2 separate regions of the Mus musculus genome follow, and region 2 is linked to region 1. A link is a loop called in an ENCODE intact Hi-C map of the cell type or tissue named here. Cell type or tissue: gastrocnemius. All regions are shown on one strand. Links, peaks and the distances in the headings refer to the core of each region. The heading gives the core; the rest is flanking DNA. Region 1 holds the start of Arid4a (AT rich interactive domain 4A (RBP1-like)). Region 2 holds the start of Timm9 (translocase of inner mitochondrial membrane 9).

The links. A loop is a pair of places that touch in the nucleus more often than their neighbours do. Peaks named below come from ENCODE experiments on the same cell type or tissue, not always from the same donor. Only the 100,000 strongest peaks of a DNase experiment are listed, where the experiment ranks them.
Region 2: it touches region 1 in a loop (2.8-fold over the local background); 2 of 42 quality-filtered maps call a loop at or near these places.

What each region holds. Positions count from the first base shown.
Region 1 is chr12:71,010,265-71,022,705 of GRCm38, forward strand. Arid4a (AT rich interactive domain 4A (RBP1-like)) reads left to right here and starts at 5,703. Exons shown (of 24, transcript NM_001081195.1): 1 at 5,703-5,897; 2 at 6,827-6,884; 3 at 9,110-9,220; 4 at 11,929-11,994. The coding sequence starts at 6,879. 3110056K07Rik (RIKEN cDNA 3110056K07 gene) reads right to left here and starts at 5,559. Exons shown (of 4, transcript NR_045055.1): 1 at 5,243-5,559; 2 at 4,192-4,243; 3 at 77-215. In gastrocnemius, for the core only: no CTCF peak of the experiment used is centred there; DNase peaks (open chromatin) are centred at 5,110, 5,508, 6,485, 6,588 and 1 more place; H3K4me3 peaks cover 5,394 bases; H3K27ac peaks cover 5,053 bases.
Region 2 is chr12:71,133,053-71,145,493 of GRCm38, forward strand. Timm9 (translocase of inner mitochondrial membrane 9) reads right to left here and starts at 3,623. Exons shown (of 5, transcript NM_001286203.2): 1 at 3,503-3,623. It overlaps 2700049A03Rik (RIKEN cDNA 2700049A03 gene), which reads left to right and starts at 3,796. Exons shown (of 30, transcript NM_001163378.1): 1 at 3,796-4,986; 2 at 6,603-6,676; 3 at 7,813-7,882; 4 at 8,998-9,067. The coding sequence starts at 4,788. In gastrocnemius, for the core only: CTCF peaks have their summits at 4,024 and 6,450 (motif pointing right); DNase peaks (open chromatin) are centred at 3,391, 3,551, 4,101 and 4,352; H3K4me3 peaks cover 2,675 bases; H3K27ac peaks cover 2,110 bases.

The DNA.
Region 1 (12,441 bases), core at 1,975-9,974:
GGCTTCTACAAGGACACTCATGTCTCCGACAGTCTCCTGAGCTGTTCCTGCACAGGGGGACCAGCATTACAGTCACCTGTTTTTTTGTTCTTCTGGGTCTCTTTTTCCACATCACCAGTCAAGATTCTCTAGAAGTCTTCCATGGTCATACACAAGTCTTCCATGGTCATACCTAATCTTAATTAACTTTGAATGAGTCCACAGCTTTTCATTTCCTGTAGAAATAAAAGTATAGCCTTTTATGCAATGCAACAGCTTTTCTGACTTCCATTCTGAGATTAGCACAGCCTTAAAGTACATAGACTGATTTTATTCAAGTCCTATCTAAAATCTAGTGGTTTTCAGCAGCTGTGCTACCTATCTCATTGACATTAAAAACAAATGAAATTAATAAAGCATTATAATCTATCTTTGGGTGATCTCATGTCCCCCGTTCTATTTTATAAACATCTTTAAAGTGAAGTTAGGTCTTTCCATAACTGCTTGACCTACAGGATGTAAAGGTATGCCTGTAACATGTTTTATGCTAGATTTTATTGGATACATATTATGGAGCATTATCAGTTTTAGTCCATGAAGGTATCCCTAAGATAGCCATCACTTCTAATAAATATGTAATTACAAAATCAGCCTTTTTAGAACTTAAGGCAGAGGCCCATTAAAATCCTGAAAAAGTATTTTTCAAACTCTATAAAATGAAATTCCTGTCAAATTTCATTTCCTTAGGTACCTTTGGGGTTACTCCCAGCAGGCAATGGAGCTTGATTACACAAAGAACAAGCAGGACAATTATTTCTAATTTCCTTGGCTTGTCACCAGGTTACAGAAAAGTTTTTCTTTAAACTTCTACTACTTATATAATGCCTTTTATAAAAACCTGAAGTTTCTAATACATTTCCTATTAATAACTAGTCTACAGATTTCTTGGTGCCAACGGTCCTGGCAAACCCATATGAGACTGAGCATGGATTATATATAATGGACAGTCTGTTTCCAATCACCTGTTGTAGTTGTATAAAAAACAAAGTTAACTCTGAATCATCTGGATTAAGTTCAGCAGTTTATATATACTAAACAAGTATTGACAGTAAGTGACTATGTTAAGTGATTCTGGAAAATCTAATAGAGCCATGAGAGTTGCGTATAGTTTTGATATCTTTACTTCCATCTCCTGACTTATAATCCACCATTCCTAACTTACTGGCATCTAGATAAAAGGTAGGGGGTTTAGAAACTGGTGTTCCTCTTACTGTACTCAGAAGGATCCAATTAGTTCTTTTTATAATCTGAAGTTGCTTGCTTTTTGAGGTATTTGTTATTAATTTCTATCAAAAAAAACTAATATACAGTCTTTGCCAATCTTTACTGATTACCCATGAGGTAATTTCGGCATTAGTATATGACATTATAATCTCTGCTGGGTCTGTTACTAATTGAACAAATCTTATTCTTTACAATCATTCAGAAATCTTTTCTATATAGGTTTTAAACTTTTTATTGTTTATGTGCTAAAAATATCTACTTTAAGATATTAACTTCTCTCTGCAGACGTAAGAATTCCTGTGGGAGAATGAGCAGAAGGCAAAATAACCGATTTAAAAGATCCTCTAATTTCTGGTCTACCACTTATAACCTAGCATTCCACATCGGGACTCTCCTTATCTACATTGGCTTCCTGTTAATGTGAGGGACAAGGACAAAGAGATTTCCTTTCTTCTGATCTTTCTTAGAGAGAGTACAATAAAGTGTGATTGTTACAGAACCTATTGTAACTAGCTCAATGATGACAACTAAAACCAAACCATTAGTTCTGGTGGCCTCTGTAAGCCATATTACCTCCAAAGTGCTGGATGATAGGTTTGCATTACCAGGCCCCTCTGATCTATTCTTGGGTTTTCTCAATCTTCTTATTATGTGTACAGTGAGCACATGTGAGCACACAGGGCACTGAAGCCCAGAGACGGATGATGTCATGTGTCTTCCTGTATCACTTGCCATTCTTTTTTAGAACATGTTTCCCTAATACTATTAAGCTCATTGACAGGTCACACCGGGTGGCCAATGAGGTCCAAGGGAGCCTTCTGCCTCTGCTCACCAAGGAATGGAGGTACAGGCATGCCTTGCATCCAGCTTTGTATATGCATAGTGGGGAGTCGAACTAAGGGCCTCATTATGGGTCAGCAAGACTTATACCCACTAAGCCATATCCTTAGCCTAAAATCTATATACTATTAACAATTAAAAATCAGATAAATTGTAATATTAAAAATTGGAAGACCAAGATAAGATGTTTAAACATTTTCAGAAAAGAATTGCTGTTAGATGTAGTACATTATCTTATTATTTCATTTACTTTATATACAAATACACATATAATTCATGTTTATACACATACAAAGTACAAAATGATTAAGAGTGATTCAAAATAGTTTGCCTTTTGCAAACAGTCTCAAACTAGAGAAGAGCCAAATGATTATCAAAGCAGTAGGGTGACAATTTTATGTAAATTGTCCTATAAGGCTAGCAAAGTCCTGCTGGGATCTACTCATGGGAGGCTTTAAAGAAGACTCCAAGGACTTGTTTTTAGTAACCTGAAATGTCACTTTCTGTGTAGCAAAATGTTGCAATGTAGTAATGCCTCAACTGCCAAAATACAAAATAAAATCTTTTGAGAAACTACTAAGTTTCCAATATGTATAGCTTGAAGATTTGACAGTTCTGCCATGTGCAGAAGGGCTAAGACCTGCAGGCCTCACTAGATGGGAAGCCGAGGTAGGAGACTTAGCGCCTTGAGTTCTGGGCCAGCCTAGGGAACAGGAGGAGGAAGAAGCAACTCCATCTGTACACATACATACACAAGAACAAATACATACACACGGCACACACAACTGCAGAAGGCTTTTTCATTCTCTCTTCTGAAAATCTATTCCAAACAAGAGCCAGGGATGTCAAATAAAACCAAGAAGCCTCAAAATGTTAGCCACGGATGTTAGTTTTTAGGCATAGCATTTTGTAAAATCACAGAAAAACAAATAGGAAAGCTCTCTAGAATTAAGATGGATGGGGCTAAGAGTAGTAGTTCACTGGAGGTCACCTGCCTGTCATGCTGCCCAAGGGTCTGCATTCATTTGCAGCAAACCAAAGCTTAAATCATGATTCATCTATCCCAGATAGCCATGGAATGTGCTTTAGAAACTACTTCTGAGGGCCCTAATGTTTTTCTCAGGAAAAAAAAAAAAGGTAACAAAATGAACACATCTGCATTTTTTCTCACATCTGCATTTTTTCTCACATCTGTATCTTTAGAAGAAAAGTCACTTAAAAACACAGTCTCAATCCCATGAACACAGAATAAACTTTATTATCTATTTTGGTGGAGAGACTGTAAGAGATTTTTATTTTTCATTACTTTTCAAATGCACACTGGCATATATATAAAACTTGATAGTGGAATGATATGTGGGCGATTACCACCAGGGAGAATCAGCAGTATACATATAATTTTCTTTTTTCTTTCTTTCTTTCTTTTTTTTTTTTTTTTGGTTTTTGTTTTTTTCCAGATAGGGTTTCTCTGTGTAGCCCTGGCTGTTCTGGAACTCACTCTATAGATCAGGCTGGCCTCAAACTCAAAAATTTACCTGCCTTTGCTTCCCAAGTGCTAGAATTAAAGGTGTGCGCCACTACTGCCTGGCTAATTTTCTTAAAAAATAAAACTACAACAGAAAGCCAAAATTCTTCCTGCCTAAATACTCACTAATCAGACCTTTCTCAAGAGACTTTTAAATCAGAGTGGTGAACAAAATCAAGAAAATGTTAAGATTCTGACTTAAGACACTGAGTGTTAAAAAGTCTAAGAATCAAAGCTGGGTGGGCATGGTGTGCTGTGGAGCTGAAGCAGGGACGGCAGTTCAAGGTCATGAGCTTGGACTACCAAAATCCTGTCTCCAAAAACCAGAGTCCAGAAAGGAGGAGCCCAGAATGGGTGAGCTTGAATATTAGGGATGCTTTTTATCTGTGGCTTTCTCTAGGGTATAACATCAGGAAGCTAATTAAACCGACTCATTTGAAAGCTTGAACTAACAAAACATCTTCAACAACCAGTCACGTAGCCTAGTATTTGGCTCTAGTCTACAGAAAATCTCAGCACACACCTGTCCCAAGTCACAAGATTTCAAAAGACACAGGACTCACCTCTGTGATACTTTGGGTTGTCATGGAGGTGTCTGTTGTCTTCAGCACAACTCTAGAAAAACAAACAAAAATCCTCAACTGTTTACTCAACCATTTTCTAGTTTTGTGCATCACCAAAACTAAGCAGATTTTAAAAAGATAGACATGACTTAGTAAAACTACCAAAATACACTTCACAATCTTAACAAATTTTGAAAAAACAAAAACAACAAATATTAACTAGTTGATATGGCGTTAGTTCAGACGTACTCAACTGTGCAATTTACTGGGGTTAACATTTCACATTTTAATTTAGGGCATAAGCTGTTGCCCAATTGTTAAGTTTTGTGTCATTTAACAAGACAATGTGCTGACGACAGAATCCATGTCTATCTGGTCCAGAAAACCCTTTCATCTAAGAAACTGTCGTTCCTTCCTGAAGCATTAATACTTTCTTCGAAAAAATAGTATAGTATTCGCCTCATGCAGTGACAAGAGTCGCTTGTCTAAGGTCATAGTGGCAGCAGCGTCTGTCCTGGCAGGCACATTCCTCAGCATTCCGAAAGCCGGGGCTTCCACGTTTCCTCCAAGCTTCACAGTTGGAGGAAATAACTCTTCTTCCCCACGCAAGACGTTTCTAGAAACCACACCTCCTCCGTCTTTTACCAAGGTGGCTGCCACCTTGGGCCCCTGGTGTCTGCAGACCGCAACCCAGCTTCCGAAATGCAATGTCAAAGGGAGACAGAGCTATGCCGGGAGGAAGGGGGGGGGGTGTCAGTAAAATCCCGCCATCCCGAGTGAAGGGGCGCAAAGGGCCGCTTACTCACCTACACGTGCGCCCCCGACCTCGCCCCCTTCCTCCACGCCCCCCCAGCCACGCTCCGCCGCCGGCGGACAGCGGCTCCCATGGCCGCCCTCGCTTCCGGTGCTCCCAGCGCTGCGCCACCCCCGAGGCCACCCGACACCGGGAGCCTCCGACAGACCTCTCGGACGACTCCGTGACTCCTCCACCCTTCGCTAGGCGTTGTCCTGGAGGGAAGGGTAAGCCGGTGCCACACTGAAATAAACCTACCCGAGAGAGTCCGCGTCCTTCCCTCCAGACACAGAAAATGGGATAGAGCTGCGGGCTGCTGCTGCCGGGACAAAATGGCGCCGGGGAACCGGTTAGGCGCAGGCGCCTGGGGAAGAGCCGGCTCCGCCCCCGTGAAAAACCCTGGCTGCAGTTCTGGATTCCGTTTCCATGGGACACGCCACCGCCCAATCCTCGTGCGGAACTGCTCTTCCTGACCCCTTGTTCTCCAATCAGTGTTCAGTCAAGCACATCCGGAGTCGGCTCCTCCAATCAAATTTTTGGGCTCTCTTACTCAATCCTCTATCCTCCAATAACGTGCGTGTTCGGATACAGCCAATCAGAAGTGGAAGCTATCCTACCTGCTGTTTTCCGCACCAATCATGGAAGTTTCCCAGCTACATCCAATGAGAAAGGCAGACAGCGAGCTCCAATCCGAAGCTATTCGGCGTCATGAGCAGCCAATAGGAGTTCGTGTAGAAGCGAGTCTGCTCAACAGCTTGTTATTTGGTGGATTGTGGCAGTAAATCGGGGCGAGTGGGGGAACCCGGCGCAGGAACTGCCGCTGCGGCCGGGAGCGGTGCTGCCCGGACGGGGACCCACGGCGATCAGTGGGGCGGCAGACTGGAGAGCTGACAGCGCTCTGCACCCGCAGTAGGTAGGTAGTCAGCGGGGGCCGCTGAATGGGCAAAGCGGCGGGAGCAGCTGCTGCCGCGATGGGGTCCCGGTGCAGTTGGGAGCTCCGCAGGCTGAGAGGGGGATGCAGGGCGGGCTGTGCCCGGGGCGCCGGGCAGCGATCGGGTCCTGGAGTCGCGGCGGCAACTGCGGGCACGACCGCCTCCGCCGCCTCCCCGGGAAAATGGCTGTGGGGCTGGCCGCGCCGCTAAGTTTGCTTTGGAGGAGCGGGCTGCCGGGAGAACCGGCCCCCAACTCTGCTGTGCTTCTTTGGCGAGGACCCGCTGCTGGACCGCGGAGATCGGGGTGCCCGCGCCTCTCCGGGCTGTACAAAAAGTTGAGGCGGGCGCGGGAGGAGACGGCCGCTGCGGCGGTGCGGCTCGCTCCCCTCCCACACCCTGTCCTGCCGCCTCCCCGCCCCGCGCCTCCCCCGCCGGGTCCCCCCGCGCCGGCCGCCGCCGCAGGCCGCCGCCCCTGCCCCCCGGGTGAAGGAGCGCTTCTCCTTCCTGACATGGTGCAGAGCGGAGGCAGGAGAGCAATGGCGCCGTGACACTCCGTTGCCGCCGCCGCGGGCCGGGCCGGGGCGGGCCAAGGGGGCCGAGCGGCGGAGGCGGGGCGCGCGCTAGAGTCGGGGCCCGGCGGGGCGCGGACCCGGGAGGCCGGGGCGCAGGGGGCTGCGAGTGGCCGACGAGGCGGGGGCGCGGTGGGCCGGCCGGCCGGGCAGGGGCGGGACGCGCTGCCCTTTGGCGCGCGTGGGGCTCACTGCCCGCCAGGCTTTGGCTGCCCGACGGGGGTCTGTCCCGGGGGCCGCGGAGCTCGGCCCCTCCCCGCCTGCATTTGTTTACTTTCTTTCCGGGTCTCACCCCGCCTTGGACTGATCCTCTGCCTCTCTTTTCCCTGCTTTGGCTCTAGCGCCCGGGAAGAGAACTCGAGGAAGCTGGAACCCCACAGGTCACCAGTCAAGATGAAGGTAAGTGGAGCCAACTCTTCTTCTTAGCCTTGTGCCCCGGACGCTGCCAGTCCGGAGGCTGCAGTTGTGGAATGGCAGCTTTTTGTTACTTAGAATTGATTTCTTTACTAAGAAGCACTTTAAGGAAAATGACATGTGAATGGGTGAGGGGTGTGTGTGTGTGTGTGTGCGTGTTCGAATGTGTGTGTGTGTGTGTGTGTATAAATGCAGGCGGTCCAACACTCTCTAGCAGTTAGCACTTTGAGAAGATCGGTGCAGTCTTTCGATTTTCAAACACTTCAGTGTCAAAAACACCTTTCAAGAAGAAAAGCTTTTGTCCTGCTTTGGTTTTTGCAAGGTTTTTTTGTTTTGCTTTGCTTTTGCTTTCTTTAAAACCTATACTTCCCCCTTTCCACTACCAATGCCATTTTCTAAAAGACATGTTATGTAGCTTGAGTAAGAGAGATAGTTCTGTATATTTTTGGGGAAAGAAAGTAAACTAAGGTGATGACAATATTTAGATTGATTAGTTCAGTCTTCATAATATATATCTTAAAACGTGGATTCTATGTGTAGCTTTTGAAGCTTCCTAATCTTACAAACATCAGTGGCAGCCTGCTTGAAGGGAAAGAAAGCTTTCATAACATTCCTCAGAATTCGGTAGGATACTGTGGCTCTTGTTTGTTTCTGGTCAGATACTTACCAAAAAGTATTCCTCTTCATTTTTTATTCTTTTTAAGTAGACTGACATTTAAACGTGCATGATTAACGTTGTACTTAGTGTTCGGTGTGTGTGTGCGTGTGTGTAAATAGAAAATATATAGTTGTTTTTGTTTCGGTTATTTTGAAACAGTATACTTTACCCGGGCTAGCCTGGAACTCACGATGTAGACTCTCAAGGCTGACCTTGAACTCCCTTGACGTCCTCCTGCGTCTGCCCAAGTGCTGGCAGGATGAGCATGCTATACCATTGCCTGACTCGGTTTAAGTATATTACTTTCTGAAATTCTCAAACTTCCTCTTATATATTTTTTTTTATTTTGGAGTGACACAACTTCCTTTAATATAACTTGGGAAAATGAAAATTTGTTTCCTACTTAAAATATTTAAAGTTAACATTGATATCTTTGTACATATAATGTTGAATTGGTTGCATGATACATACAGCTTTTGAATTAGGTAACATCACAGACTGAAATAGCAGTTGTCTGTTACTCTCAAGATTAAAATGATGTATAAATGGAAGTTTCTTACATATTTCAATGTATAATTCTGATCATGACTATTTCCTGTAAATGGGTGTTTTCTTTCTTTTCTTTCTTTCTTTCTTTCTTTCTTTCTTTCTTTTTTTAATTGTTTTGTTTTCCATGATATCTCTATGTAACAGAGAACATGCTGGCATAGAATTTAAAGAGATCTTGTTGCCTCTGCCTCCACCTCCTACCATGCCCAGCTACTAATGTCTAAATAAAAATTATTTTAAGTATACTGAGATCAAAGCTGTAAACTAGAAAAGGCTGCAGCCTTTAGCTATCAGTTTTCATCTGTTGAACTTAGATTTAAACCTTTCATTTGCAACCTTCAGCCAAAGCAATTTTGGAAAGAGGTTTCTTAGTTTCTTGTGTCTAGAGATACATTGTATCAAAAGATAATGGCTTAGCCAGGCTTGCTGGCCCTGGCCTGTAATCCCAGTATTTAGGAGGCAGAGACAGCCTGCACCTTGTCCCAAAACCCCAAAGCAAACAAAAGAAGATGTTACTTTCCTAAGCTGTCTCACTAAGCATTTAATTATGTATTGTTAATATTAACTTTGTAGCAGTATTTCTCTTTAACCTAGAAAATAGAATCACCTGGGGGCCCCAAACTAATAAAATTTATGAGACATTCATTATAAATACATTTCTTCTGTTTATTTCTTTCTATCTCTTATATATTAAACTGTAGAATTTTTTAAAACATGTACTTCAAAAAAAACAAAAAACAAAAAACAAAAAACAAAAACAAAACCCTTTTTTTCCTACTGGTAGTTCCCAGTTACAACTTTTCCGTCATCAGGAAATGAGTACGTAAAATGAAATAGTGTTAATAAGTTGTTTGCTTTAGGAGGATTTTGCAAATTATTATTTGTTGTTAAGCAAATAATTTCAATGTTCTAGTGACTTTAGATGTAGTTCCTTTTGGTGCTGTTAGAGGTCGGGTAAAGGCGACCAGTAGTGATGTTTGGCATCTCTGTTCTTTCTTCACAGGCGGCAGATGAGCCTGCCTACCTGACAGTGGGAACTGATGTCAGTGCCAAGTACCGAGGGGCCTTCTGTGAGGCAAAGATCAAGACTGTGAAAAGGCTGGTGAAAGTCAAGGTAAATGCGCGAAGGCTTTGTAAGACAGCCCAGGCTTGTCTGGCTGTTTGTCTCTGAGGACACAAAGCGGGTTATTTGGTGTACTTCGAGTGACAGAAGGCAGAGTAGGGACAAGAGTCACTCCTGTTGTGCAGCAGGCTCAGTACATTGAAAAGATTACAGTTCATGGTAGCCCAGAGGGAAAGGTTGAACATTGTCAGCTTTCTGTTGAATCAGTGCTGGGGCAAGTATCATTGCATACTAAACTGAAAGAGTGTATTAAGAACTGAAAAATAAAGAACTCGAGCTGAGAAATGATTCCAGATGGCTTCATTTCAGGATACCAAGGTGTGATGCTTGTGTTATTTGGATCATTCCTGTTTGTAGGAGTGTACTTGGGCTATAATTTGGTGTCTCCCTTTCCTAATCAGATAATGACAGTTTCAGTGATTAGGAAGAACAAAGAAGTAAAATTATGTTTTCAAGATAACATTAAAAATGATTCATGGAGTTGACGCGCGTGTGTGCACGTGTGTGTGTGTGTGTGTGTGTGTGTGTGTGTCTGACTTTTTTTAGACAATTTCTGGTGACCATCCTGCCTTTGCCTCCTGAGTGTTGGGATTACAGGCGTCAGCCTCTATGGTTGGCCAAGGCGCTGATTTTTAAGACCAGGGAAAGCTAAAGTTAATAAATACATTTCCAGTAGAATTAGGAAATACAGAAAAGGATGGGTGGATAAAGACCTGCAACTTTTGAGAAATCTGTTTACACATTGTTTTCCTATAAATCTTTTTTTTTTTTTCTTTTTGAGATAGGGGTCTCATGTAGCCCAGCACAGTCTCAGCCTCACTAAGCATCTGAGAATGAGTTTGAACTTGATCCTCTTGCTTCCATTCCCAAGTGCTAGGATCATAGGCTGAGGCAGCACGCTGGTTTTTACAGCATTGATGGTAGGATTCAGCTTCGTTCATGTCAGACACCCTTTACCACGTGAGCCACATCGCTAGCCCCTGTCTGCTGTTCTGCATACTCTGCTAATGTAGGTACAAGAGCATCTTCATGTATATAACTATTCTTAACATTGTAAAGCCATAAAAGATGATTCGTGAAAGTCCTTGATAACTCTGCACACACTGTCTACAGTCTTCCACACTGTGTTGTGCTCGTCATTGTATGATTGTTAGTATTATTATAATCATGTTTCTACAGTTTGTGATATGCTCTACTCAGGTACATATTTGATTTCATTTATTTATTTAAGATTTGTTTATTATATTTGTAGCAGTCTCCTGCATGTATACACCTACAGACCAGAAGAGGGCAAGAGATCTTATTACAGATGGTTGTGAGCCACCATGTGGTTGCTGGGAATTGAACTCAGGACCTCTTGAAGAACAGCCAGTGTTCTTAACCTCTGAGCCATCTCTCCAGCCCCATATCTGTTTTCTTACCAGAGTTAAGTACTGTGAAAAGGAGAGGACAGCTCAGAGTTTCTGTTTCTATTCCTGATTCATACAGGAGGGCTTCATGTCTAGTGGTCACACAGAGTCTCTGGAATGTGGATGAATAAATGACAGACGAGTGAGCTAGTGAGTGAGCTAGTGAGTGAGCTAGTGTACTGGCGCTCAGGATGTGCCTTCCAGACCAGGAGCATTCGCCCAGCTGAAGAACTTACTCAAAGTGAACATTTTCAGGACTCTATCGCAAAGATTCTGAGTGAAAACCTCTAGGACTAATTTAACAAGCCTAAAGTTTCAAATACAATCAAGATTTAGAAGGCCTTGGTCTCAGAGACTGTGACTCAAGTAGTCAGTAGACCCAAGTATGAATCTGCTAGTGACACTTGCTTGTTAGGATGCCATTTGACATTTTTATCTTCTTCATTTCATATAGCCTTTTAACTTTGTAAAGTAGAAATGTAGACCGCTGAATATTTGAGAGTCATTGACAGTTTTAACCTTTAAAATATACATATATATATTGTGACTCTTAGTTGTTTATTTAAAATAATATGATAATTATTTTAGGACTTCTCATGCACTCCCATTATCCAGCATTTCTTACTCTGCTGTGCTTTTTCCCTGTATGTGTGGTGGAACTGAAGGGACAAGAGCGTCCAGGGGGATACTTTGGTATGACTGAATTGCTTCTAGTTGTATCATAAGACTTTTTTCTTGAGACAAAGTTTCTTTATGTAGCTTTGGCTGTCCTGGAACTCTGTGTAGACCAGGCTGACCTTAAACTCATAGATATCCACCTGGCTGTCTGCCTCCTGAGTGCTGGGATTAAAGTTATATGCCCCAGGGCCAGCCTCAGGGGGCTTAAGGACCACAAGAGCTCTGTTTTTAAGTAGGCAATAAAATGTGAAGGTTTTAAAAAATATTTTGTGACAGTCAAAACCTTTTTCTGACTTGATAAAATACACTAGAAGCAGTTTTCCATTTTTATAGTTATCACTGGATTATAAATCTATACTTTGTCCACTGGGCAAGCAGTTATTAAGTGGCTGTAATATGCTCTGACACTTGCTAACTATAAGGGGAAGAGTAATGAAAGAGGGCTCCAGCCCTCAAGGAGCTCACAGTTAATGAGAAAGAGGATAAACATAAATACAAGACAGTGTAATAACTGTTACTGCAGAGGTAACCACGGGGTATTAAGGAGGCACCTGCTGGGTTATTATAGATACATTGTTTCAAAAGTAACTTCCAGATCCTTTTGTTTTCCAGGTACTTCTGAAGCAGGATAACACAACACAGTTGGTGCAAGATGACCAAGTAAAGGGCCCTTTAAGAGTACGTATGTGGGAAAAGAGAGAGAGAGTACTTTTGCCTAGTTCAGAATCAAAAATATGAATCATAGGTAAATGCCATCAGTTTTCAAACTTCATTCTTACATACACTTGAATTTTTTATAGGCATGTGAGTCAGAAAACAAAATAAAGATATATAATAGTGTAAATTCATGATATTACAATGATTGCATCCTTTAAGAACACCAATCATAGCTGGATTAGTTATTTATTTAATTTTTTTCTTGTTTTGTTTGAGTTGGTGTTTTAGATGGTCTCTTAGCCTAGGCTGTCCTAACACTATAGAACAGACCTCTGCCTCCCAAGTGCTGGGATTGCAGGTTACCACTGTGCTTGGCTGACAGGAGTGTCATGCTTTCTCTTGTCTTTTGTTTTGAGTTTAGGGACTGAATATGTGCATACATATACATATATATTAAGCATGCTTACT
Region 2 (12,441 bases), core at 2,918-10,917, 120 kb after region 1:
CCAAATATACAAAACTATTATAAGCTCTTTTGATAATTTGTATCTTCACATTTATTAAGTATGTCTATAAATTGTGTTATGTGTTTTGAGACATAAGGTCTCATGTGTCCTAGAATTTTCTATGTAGCCCAGGCTGGACTGGAATTTGGGATATTTACTAGTGCTGAGAGTACAGGAATGGAACACCATGGCCGGTTGTAATTTCTTCTCTAATGCACCTTGTTCCTTCCTAAATTAATTTTGTAGGCATGTTATTGTACACTGTGTAAAGACTATCCTTGTATTATTCAAATGCTGATTTCTGTGTTCCTGTATCTGGTTGTAAAACATTGCTTTCCAATTATTCCCTGATTAGTCAATACAGAAGTTGATCAGTAAATGACTGATCAGGGGAGAGAAGAGGGCTGGATTTCCTCCCAGCCAGGGGAAGAGGGAAAGAGAGCGAAGAAAAGGGAGGATTTGCCAAGGGGAGAGTCCAGGCAACACCATGAGAATACACCTGCTGTCCCACGAGCCAGATCAGTATTAAAATGCAAGCATCACAGGGCTTCTGGCTAGAGGTAGTCAGAGTAGCATAGAGGATTAAAATAAAGTAACACTTCTCAGTTGCTGTGCCCTTAGTTTGTTAAATAAATTTAACAGTTCAGTCTCAATTATTTGGGAGCTAGTTAAAGAAAAACTGTAATAAACATCCATAAATAAATCCCCCACTAACAAATTCCCTTTTCAGAAAGGAAATGGAGATCAAAAGAGTGACCAAGCACCCTGAAATTTGTTTCATCATCTCACAATTTCCAGAAATTTAATATCAAAGAGTAATTAACAAACCAGTCATGGTGGTGCATACCTTGAGTCCTCAGGACTAAAGTACTCTGGACTTTAGCACTCTGGAGGCAGAGACAGACATATCTCTGAGTTTGAGGCCAGACTGGTCTACAGACAGGACTACATAGAAAACAAACAAACAAAAAGAAAAGTAATTAGTAAGGGTGTGGTAGGGAGAGGATTAATATCTGTTTCTTTCTAAATAATACGTCTATTTGTACCAACTCTGAAACTAAATACTAGTAAGACTTAAATTCAATTTATAAGAAGTGATTCTTCTAATATTGTTAGGTACTACAATTGTTCTTAGTCCCTGCATAACTGGTAATGTGATTCGAAACCTTGAGGTTTTGTCAAAGCCTTTCAATGGATAGAACTATAGGGATATGCTAGGAAACAAGAGATACCACCGTCTTCAAGCACCTCTCTAGGTTATTTATGAAGAATCTGTTCCTCTCATTGTTAACATAGACAGTTACCACCATAATTAAATGGGTCAATCTAGCATCACACAAGGTCCAATGCTACCACTAGGAAAAATTCCCCGCTGCGACGCTCTAGGGCACACACCATTACTTTAGTGGCATTCTGGTCTAAAAATATTGGCTCTTTTTCTGGTCATGAAGGAATAATTAGGAAAACCCATAGTGTAGAATAGCTAAGAAAACTAGACTAGTTTTCAAAAATAAGATGAGGAGCTAGAGAGATGCTCAGTGGTAAGAGTACTCGTAGCCAGGCAGTTAGCGCACACCTTTCATCCCAACACTCTGGAGGGAGAGGCAGGCAGATCTCTCAGTTTGAGGCCAGTCTGATCTACAGCCGAGCTAGCTCAAGACAGGCAGAACTGCACAGAGAATCCCTGCCTCAATAAATAAACCAACCAAGTACCCCTCAAACAAGCAAAACAACAAAAGAGTACTCATTGCTCTTGCAGCAAGTTAGGTTCCCAGTATACACAGCTCACAGCTGGCAGGAGCAGTTCCAAGCAAGGGTCTGCAACTCCTCTCTGGCCTCGTCAAGCACCAGGCAGTCACATGATACATATACACACATGCATACAAGCACGTGTGGTGGCTCATACCTTTAATCCCAGCACCTGGGAGAGGCATTCAGATCTCTGAGTTCCAGGCTCTCAGCAGAGGAGGAGGGAAGGGAGGGAAAGAGAGACAGACAGACCACTTCCAGCTGTGGGACCTGGCCTTTTAATGACATAAGGCAGCTGGCCACTCTCGTAACAATAAAGGCAATTTTTAGATAATTAAGAAAATCTAAATGTCATCTAAGTGTGATAATCTTTGCAGACTGTAATGCCCTTTAGGAGGCACAGGCTGCAACAATTAGGGCTCAAGCTCATGATGTCTGAAACTTATTTACAAATGCTTCAGTGAAACAAAGTGTATCTACAGATGTATTTAGGGAAGGGTGAGGGGAACTTGATGTGAAAATGAGGTGGGGGGGAGAAACATAGTTAAAAAAATGTTGACAAAAAGAATAATAATCCCCTAAACTATTTTTTGTTCAGAGGCTATAAGTCAGTGTTTATTTTGAGAGTTCAAATACTTAATAGAAATTTTTTTATTTTATTATCTTATTATTTTTCACATGATCCTTTAGATTATTTGCAGGTTTAGTTAGGTTGTGGGATGAACAGACAAGGTTGTTTTTTTTTTTTTTTTTTTGTCTTTCTCTCTTTCTTTCTCTCTCTCTCTATCTCTTTCGACAGGGTTTCTCTATGTAGCCCCAGCTGTCTTGGAGCTCTTTGTAGCTAGGCCTAAAGGCTGCCACTACACCCAGCATTACAGGCAACTCTTAATTAACTCAGTGTTAATCATAGCTAAAAGCACTTGAAAATGAATTCCTATTGTTTCCCGATTCAAAGTCTAGCCTCAAGGAAGATGAGAACCACGCTACTTGGGGGGTGGAGTCCCAGGTCTGACATTCGTTACAAATTATTTACTCAGGTCACTTTACTGATTGCTGTTGCAGTTGCTCAGCGTTTTGAAATTAGAGGGGAAAGGTCATTTTTTTTCATATCTAACTTTTATATAGAAATTACAGAAGTTAATTCATCCCTAAGGTCTCTTGCAGCTCTGACATTGCCATTCGGTCTTTTAATACACTTATACAACAAATCATGAACCAACAGATAAATCTACAACAAGAGAAAATGTAATAGGTAGAAAAATGATTAATCTATTATACTTTAAAAAAATACATTTTAAAAGCTTCTAGCAAGGCGTAATGGGAAAGCTCTAAGCAGTGCGTTCTCCAATATGAGACCTGGGAAGGGTGCGAGCCCTTGTACCTAATGACATAAGGCATAGTGTGCAGACAGGGTAAGAGCCGAGGAAGTCTAGATTTTCAGTAAAGGGGCTCCTGTCTGACAGCTCAAGGTCATCGAGTGGCTGGCTACCTTGTAATCTCAAAGCGTGCCCCCAAGCGATCCAGTCCCGGGTGGGCGGTGTCTCGGGGCCTAGGGTCCCCACCCTCGGGGTGACAAGGCCTCCGGGACACGGCTGGCCTCCCGCTGCGCCGCGCTGCCGGTTGCGCAGCCCCACGACCCGCGTGCACGCGGCGTCTCCCTCCGGGGTACCTGCCCGCTCCCTTTCCCGAGTGAAGGCTGTCACCCCACTGGCCGCGAACCCGGGATTATGAAAGCAGAGGAAAGGGACCATACTTAGCCACAGGATCTCGCCTCTGACACCGGGACCGGGCTGAAGAGCTGCGGGGCAGGTAGCGTGTGAGCTCGGAGGGTCAGTACAGAGCGAGCGCCGCGCCGCGGAAAGCTGAGAACACGTGGGGGCAGTGATGTCAAGCATGGCTTCAGACCCTTAGACGCAGATTCGTTACCACGTGGGAAAATGTAGGAAGAAAAGCAAGTGCCCAAGCAAATTCTAAAAATCATCTAAGAATTAACTTTTGTGATTATCTGTTCGTCAGTGCTCTCTGTACTTTTCACTTCCTTTTCCACGGCAACGGAATCTGTCGAAATTTCTAGAAAGCCTAATATGCTTAACCTACTAGGTTTCTAACGGTCTGCAGTTCCTACAGTGTAAATAACCCTTGATAAACAAAAGTGTTTATGGGCTAATCGAGAATTCGCCATTCCTCTAGGAATACTTAGTACTGTGTCCAAACATAAAGGCGATATTCTGCCTTTAAAAAAAAAAAGTCACATCTCCTGGCAGTCTTTTATGTTGGGAGTTTGTTTCCACCCGGACACGAATGGAAGAGCACCAGAGCACTCCCGTTCCGGTCGGGGGGGGGGGGGTTGGATCTTTGCGCGCATGCGTGCTGACGCTCAAGGGCGGGTTTTCGGGGAAGACGGTATTGACCCGCGAACAACCGAAGCTGTTATTCTATCAAAATCAAGACGGCGTGTGTGCCGGACTCTGTGGAGACTCTGAAGACTAAGTTGAGGTGTCCGAAATTGCGTCCTGACTCGTAGAAAGAAATCTACTAAGCTCTTATGAGGGTGGTGTTTTAAAAAACACGATTTTAACGTTGCCTGCTCGTCTGGGTCTCCTTAACAAATCCTAACCCCGCCTCCACGTCTGTTGGGGTTTTCAGCTGCAGCTCTGGGTTTGGAGGAGTGCGTTTTTATTACGGTTCCCGTGGCTTCTCTTTTGCTCTTGGCATAATTCCTTTGAAATTTATTTCTTCGATGCATTAACAGACTCAGTGGGATCAAGACTTTTTGTTTTGTTTTGTTTTTTGTTTTTGTCGTATTTAGCCCTGGATTAAATGTCAAAATCGAAATTTACAGCTTTATGGATATTTTGCCTATAGACTTTCTAAGTTAATGACTGCTTCATAATTATTTTTGGAACTCAGGTGTTTTTCAAATTCACTTCCACCATTACTTCTTTTCCTGGTACTCAAGGAGAAACTGCGTCCTTAAGTTTTGAGAAGCTAGAATTCCCTCTGTTAAGAACGGCGGGACTTGATTTGTGACTAACCAGATGAAAAACGTTGAGTTTAGCCTGGAAAGGGGGCAAAGGCTTAAAATGCCAGCGAGGAAACTGCGAGAGATTGTTTCTCCAAACCAAGGGAATAAATTGGCTGTGGTGGAAGATGAGCTGCCCCGTGTTCCTCCAGCCCTGGCTGCAAATAAACGTCTTGCTGTTGAAACGAGGACTAGTTCTAATGGAACGTTATGTGGTATGTGATTCCAAATGTTTCAGTTTCCCACCCAGTTTACGTTTTCTCTCTCTCTCTCTCTCTCTCTCTCTCTCTCTCTCCCTCTCTCTCTCTCTCTCTCTTCCGAGACAGGGTTTCTCTGTGCAGCTCTGGCTGTCCTGGAACTCACTCTGTAGACTAGGCTGTCCTCGAACTCAGAAATCCACCTGCCTCTGCCTCCCAAGTGCTGGGATTAAAGGCGTGCGCCACCACTGCCCAGCCAGTTTCCTTTTTTTATAAGTCATTAGTCTTTATCACTATTTTGAGTTGTGCATTCCCCCAAATTTAAAGGAGTCAGTGTTTACATTCAAAAATGTAAGATACAAGTCTGGTTTGTAAAGATGTTTGAAAAGTAACTTGGTTCCCTGGGGAAATAGGATTCAGCATGTAGAATGAGAGAGACTTGACTATTTCCTCTTGTGCACCTCTGCCTCCCGAGTGCTGGGATTAAAGGCATAGGCTGTCTGTTAAATCAGAGTTTTATATCAATCTAGTGTTTTTTGGTTTTGAGACAAGTTTTCCCTTGTCCTGATTGGCCTTGATCTCACAGAAATCTGCCTCTTGAATTCTGGGATTAAGGCATGCATTACCATGCCTGGCTATATACAAGGTTTGTTCTGGTAAGTCTCATATTTTTTTTTTTTTCTGCATTGGATAAAATATCTTTTAGGGTTTTCAAAAATACCACTTTCAATTGTGTGTCTATGTGTAGGTGTCTGGAAACGAGTTCAGGTGCCCATGGCAGCCAGAGTAGCTAAATCTACCTAGAGCTAGACTTAACAGGTGATTGGGAGCCGTCTACAGGAGATTCCAATCTCCAGTCCTTTGCAAGATCAGCAAGCACTTTTATCTTGCTCTGCCATCTCTCCAGTCCCTGAAAATGTTTTTTAAAAAAGACATCTCATTTTATTTTACTGAGAGAGGATCACATTGTGAAGCTCTGCTTGGCCTAAAACTCACTCTGTAGACTGGGCTAGCCTCAAACTCAGAGAATTTCCTCTATCTCTGCTTTTAAGCATTCCAGTTAAAGACCTTCCACACCATGGCTGCTGTTAAAACATTTTAGATCTCACCTGCTTACCTTACCTGTTTTAACTCAGCCTTATTTTGTTAAATAATGAGCTATAAAGTCTTTCATTAGAATGTATTTAAATATATCTAATTTCTCTTACAGGAAAGTGACTTCACATTTGGTTTTTACATTAATACAGAGATTCTCAGTTCTTGTATCATGGCTACACAGTTGCTAAGGGTCAGGTTTTGATTTAAAAGCTGCTCAGATTGGACCCGTGGCTCAATGCTAGAGCTTACTGTGAAAAGAGCCTTGGTTGGGTCCCTGGGAAGAATCACAACCCAGCTCTCAGGGACTCTTTTTTTTTTTTTTTTTTTTTTTAAGATTTATTTATTTAATGCATAAGTATACTGTTGCTATCTTCAGACTCACCAGAAGAGGGCACCAGATCCCATTACAGATGGCTGTGAGCCACCATGTGGTTGCTGGGAATTGAACTCAGGACCTCTGGAAGAGCAGCAGTCTGTGCTCTTAACTGCTGAGCCATCTCTCCAGCCCACTCTCAGTGACTCTTTTGCTTTCTTAGGCTCCTTGGATTTAACTTCTGCAAGACTGTATCACCAGCCTCTGTTAGAAAGTCCTCCTGCGTCCAAGAAAAGTGTAAGTAAAAGAATTCCAAGTCACGTATGACAGGGAACGTTTTGATCTTTGTTCATTTTTATCACGTTTTTAACCTTTGCTGTGTACAAGTAAGAATGGGGGGCCATTTTTGTATCTGAAGGTCAGAAGACAACCTTCAAGAATGTATTCTCTCCTATTACGTGAGTCCCAGCAGTCAAGTTTGAATCTTCAAGCTTGGCAGCTGGTTTCTTCATCTGTTGAACCATCCTACCAGCTCCAGCAGTGTTTTATAGATTATGACTTGAAGAGTGTGGGACATACAAGCATCTGTTGAATTGTTAATCTTGTTTTTGTTTGTAAATTAACACCCATCATCACCTTAACATTAAGAAAAAAATTTTTTTTTTCCATTTTCATTTGTGTACACGGTATGTGTATGTGTGTTCATGTTTGTGTATGGAGAGGTAAGGGGCATGTGTACATGTCATGGCTTGAGCTTGCTGTCAGGAAGCATCTTCCATTGCCCTTCCACCTTATTTCATTCAGTCAGGGTGTCTTAGTCTAACTGACCACCTGCCCTTGGGCTCTCCTGCCTCAGCCTTCCTCTCAGGGCTGCAGTTCCAGGCAGGCTGCCACACCCTCCTAGCATTGACTTTGGTTCTGGGGATCCGAGTGCTGGTGAGGCGAGCGTAACTGCTGAGCGTCTCCCCAGCCTTTTATGTTTAGTGGAAAAAAGGAAGGGGAAGAGCAGCATGGGGTCCGTCTCAGCGCGGAGCCCCAGAGATGGGTTCTAGGCTCACACTCGAGAGCCGGAAACCGGAGCAGTAGATGTGACCCACACAGCACAGCCTTGTAAGGCAGCGCGTGACCTCAGTGACTAAGAAAGCCGTGCTTAGGTTGCAGTGTAGACGGTCAAGTGTGGATTTGAATCAGTTTCTTGTTCCACTTCTGTGTGTGTGTTCACTTTGTTACGTCTCACTATTCTGACTGCACGTTGCTCATTCACTGAGAAATCCTCGTGTGCTTCAGAGCAGCTATGGAAGGTGTAGTGTTGGGAATGACGTAAGTAAAGTGTGCAGACCTGCCTTCCCGGGTCTCAGTGCTCAAAAGGCTATGAATGTCACTCTGCTAGTGCTAATTTAAGCTCATTCAATCTTACTCTTTTATGCCCAAAGGATTTTTCTAAAGATGCTGTAGTTCGGCAGTTACCTTTGAATAAAACAGAAGAGAACAACGCACCAAAAGGTAAATTAATACAGTTGACTCCGCTTAATAATCCGCTTGATAAAGCTGAGTTAAAATGTACAGAAAATACTTTATTTCATTAGTTTTGAATGCACAGTTCTGTGACATTGACCTTGATAACATTCAGTGACATCGAGCCAGGGTTACTATCATTCACCTCTAGACGTTAAGATCCCCCCACTGGGCTCTGTGCCCTCACTCCTCACTCTTGCCCCTGTGACTTTGACCAGCTCAGGTACCTATGTCAGTGGCATTATACAGTGTTAACCTTTGTGACTGTTTTACTTTACATAATGTGCTTAAGCTTATCCACATTGTAGTATGTGTCAGTATTTTCTTTGTAAGGATAGAATTGGCTTTTTTAAAAATTTAGGGTAATTTATTATTTTGTGTGGATAGGTGTTTTGCCTGCCTGTCTGTCTATACACAGCACTCTTGCAGTGCCCAAAAAGGCCAGAGGAGGCAGTCAGATCACTTGGGACTGAAGTTATAGAGGGTTGTTAGTCACCATATGGGTGCTGGGAATTGAATGCAAGTTCTCTTTAAAAGCAGCTGTGCTCTTAACTGCTGAACCATCTTTCCAGTCCAGAACTGGTTTATTCATTCAATAGCTTAGTAGTATTTATTTTGTGCTTGGCATCAAATCCAGGGCCTTCTGCATGCCAGGCAAATCTATTGTCTGTATCCTGAGCTCCTATTATTTTAATTTTTGGTTTTCTTTTCAAATTAGGTTACCAGTAGAATCTAAAATCTATAAAAGGATTTACACAGGAGAAGCCTATTTTGCTATTACAAACTCATTGCAAAGGTTTGGTTTGGGCTCTTTATTTTATTGTGTTGGCCCTGGCTGATCTAGAACTTGCTAGAGTAGACCAGGCTAGCCTCAATGGTGCAGGGAACTTTGTGCCTCTGTATGCTGAGTGCTAGACATGAGCTGCAGATCGAAAATTAAAGTTCATTTTTTTTTTTTTTTGTTTACAAAGTATCAGGGATCGAACCTAGGATCCCATACATTCTGAGCAGGCGCTCTGCCACTGAGCTACATCGCTAGCCCTCAGTCTTGGCTCTCTTTGTTCTTCAGAATCTAAATATATTTTTGTGTTTTAATTTTTCAGCAAATGACATCTTTATTTCTCAGTACACCATGGGACAGAAAGATGCTCTGAGAACTGTTTTAAAGCAAAAGTAAGTTTCATTTACAAACACACTTATAGTGGTATGCTACCTTAAATTAGAAGGAAGCTGTATGTTAGCATATGTTAGATAATCCATACACAGCGATTAAGAAGAACACAGCAATGTTTTAAAACTGACCACAGCGACTTGTAGGGCTGTGGATGTAGCTCAGTGGCAGCATGCACAGTCTAGGAGTGTGAATGTAGCTTAATGCAGGCTCTACCTGCCCTCTGCCCTGCTGTCTTGTTCACTCTAATTGTTAGCACAGCCCCCGTATCTGACAGTGTGCACAGACGGCAAAGTAACTGGAGCTGGAACAGGAAGAGCATTGCATTTGGTGGATCATCCAGACACGTAAACCGTGGGGTGCCTACTTATTCAGCGTGGCTCTGCTGCAACTCAAAAGGAGTTAATAACGGGAGAGATCAGCAAGTACTATAGAGACAGGCTTGTTGAAAAGGCATCAACTGTATTGCATCCAGGGAGGAAAGTAGTGACTTCGGTAGAAGGTTGGGAGTTCAGAAAGAAAAGCTTGACATTAGCTGTGGGCCCAATGCTTATTTGTGTCTTCAACAAGAAGAGCTTTGTGACTCCACATAGATGGTGTTTGGCAGAGGCAATAGCTATATATTATAAAGTTGGGCAGCCAGAAGAATGGCATTGTGTGGTGGGAGGCAGTCTCATCTGAGAAAGCAGGAGTCTCATGGGAAAGCCTGTGGGAGTTGGACTCCGCCCCCTACTAAATCGCTGGCTTTGGTCAAGTAAACCCTAATACCTCCAGACTTCAGTCTCATTATGTAAAATTAAAAATAAGGATGGAAGGCCGTAATAAGATTCTCTACCTTCCCAATTCTATCTGTGGCCGTTGTCATGTAATTATGATGAAGTAATTGAGAAAACTTGGTGACTCAGTTGGGTATGACGAGGTCCGAGATGGAGAAACCAAAGTGACTTGATATGTTTGAGGTGCTCAGAGAACAGTTCCTCTCTTAGCTACGAGGAGGCATCAGAGAGAAGTAAGTGCCAGCACATTCACTGTGCTGCCCTCGGGCCTGATGTGAGGGAACTCAGGGCTGCCCGTGGCAGGTCCCTGCCTACAGCGCTTGAACTCACTTAGTAATTCCTATGTTTTGGTTGATTTCGCCAGTTTGTTTTGGTCTAAATTGAGAGTGCAATGGACTAGCTCTTTTAAAAAACTGAAGCCAGATATCTGTCTGTTTGCTTTGTTCTTGTTTTGTGGTAAGGGGGAATGAACTCAAGGCCTTGGGCATGCTAGCATGTAGCACAGAGCTATTATCCCATCTTGCTGTACTCGTGTGAGGCGCACTGCCTAATGGTGTGTTTGGTGCTCATTAAATAAGTAAGCCAGCAGAGAAAGGGAATTATCGTGTGAGCTAGATCAGTTATGTGCAGCACAGGCACAGGGTAGATTGGTGGTAGCCACAGGCTGGTATAATGGGAAATGGGGAGATAATTACCAGAGAGTCCAGTTTCAGTCAGGATGACTACGTAGTAGAACTTTTTATGTAGCCTGACAAGTATAGGAGATACTAATTACTGATAGAGTAGCTTAAAATGTTCTTACCATAGAATAGTTGTGTAAGGTAATGGAGATATTCATTAGCTTGATTGTGCTATTTCACATTGTATACATGTATCAAAACATCACATTATATACTGCCCATTATACTTTAAATTTGTCAAGTGTATCTTAGCATATCTGGGAAAAACAGTATGCATCATTGATGTTAGTTTTTTTTTCTGTTTATTTTTGAGATTGTATTTTGATTGCAATGTTTTTCTCTTTCCTTTCTTCCCATCAAGTCCTCCCATATGCCCCTCCTCACTTTCCTTCAAATTCTTTTTTATTTTTAGATGTTTACTTAATTTTATGTATGTGAGCACACTGTAGCTGTCTTCAGACACACCAGAAGAGGGCATCAGATCCCATTACAGATGGTTCTGAGCCACCATGTGGTTGCTGGGAATTGAACTCAGGACCTCTGGAAGAGCAGTCAGTGCTCTTAACCGCTGAGCCACCTCCCCAGCCTTCTCCTTCATATTGTATGCTTCTTTTTCATCAGTTGTTACTGGATGCATAGTGTATTTGCATGTGCATATAGATCCCCAGATGAAGCCTGTTGAGTCCATTTAGTGTTACTTGTTATGTATGCTCCAGGGCTGACTGGTTGGTCATATCTTCCCAGGGAAGGCCCCCTCTCTCACTCCCAGCTTCCTTCCCTCGGTTGCCTGTGGTTCTCTGTGTAGGCCTGAGACCTTGTGGGCTTTCCTCATCCAGTTTGCCATGTTCATTGGTGTTTTTCTTCTGCTCACATCTGGGCAGTCATGTTGGTGAGACTTGGTGGGTGTGGCTTGTGATGTTACTAGGAGACACAACCTCACAGTAAAGTCCCAGATCATCTGGCTCTTAGAGTCTCTCTGCCCCCTCTTCCTCGGTGTTCCCTGAGCCTTAGGTAAGGGCTTTGTGGTGGTCATGAGTCATGAGGACTCTGCCCTTTGATGGGTTGTGGTTTTCTGTAGTGTTCTCCATCTGCTGGGAAGAGAAGTTTTCTTGATGCGGGGTCCTCGTTTGTGGGTGTAAGGACAAGTGTTTATAGATTCTTGTTAGGGTTTGTGCTGGTTTAGTAAATTAGTGGTTGTAGATTCTCCTCTAGTGACCATGATTTCACTAGCACTGGCTAGTTAGATTTCTAGTACCTCTTTTGTTGAGCAAGTCTTAAGTCTTCTGAGAGAGCAGTTGGTTACTAGCAGGATATATGTGCCACCTCTGCACCTGGGGGTTAGCTTGCCCTGCTGGTTGTTGATGTAGTTCATGGTGTCAAAGGTGGATAGGAGTGTTGGTTTTCTGTCTCTTTTGGAAGCCAGCAAGGCACCTTCAGGTACCATGGAAGCCAGTCCTCAGGGAGGGGACATTCAGGTCAGGTCAGCTCTGTCTCTGGGCCGTTTCTGAAGTTGCTGTGCCTTTCAGAAGTCTTAGACAGCCCTGGCCAACCATTGAAAAGACGGCTTCTCATGTCTGGCATGGGGTTTTGTCAGGTGGTCTTTGGTTTTTAGAGAGAGTGTTGTCAGCCCAGGTAAAGGAAGTCATTAAAACTATATATTTATACTCTGAATTGCCTGCATTCCAGTTATTTAATTCCTTGTGCCATTTTCAGGAGTCCGTGTTGTTGTTTTACTCCCTCCCCCCTCCCTCAGGAGCCCCACCTCTCCTCTCAGGTTCCCGCACAGATCTGGTGTCTCCGTGCTCCGTGCACCTTCTTCCGTATCCACCCTCCTCCCTTCCCGTGATGCGGAGCTTCCTTTTCCACTGCCCATCCGATCGCCTGTCCTCTGCTCTCCCCCTGTTCCAGTCCCAGCTTCTG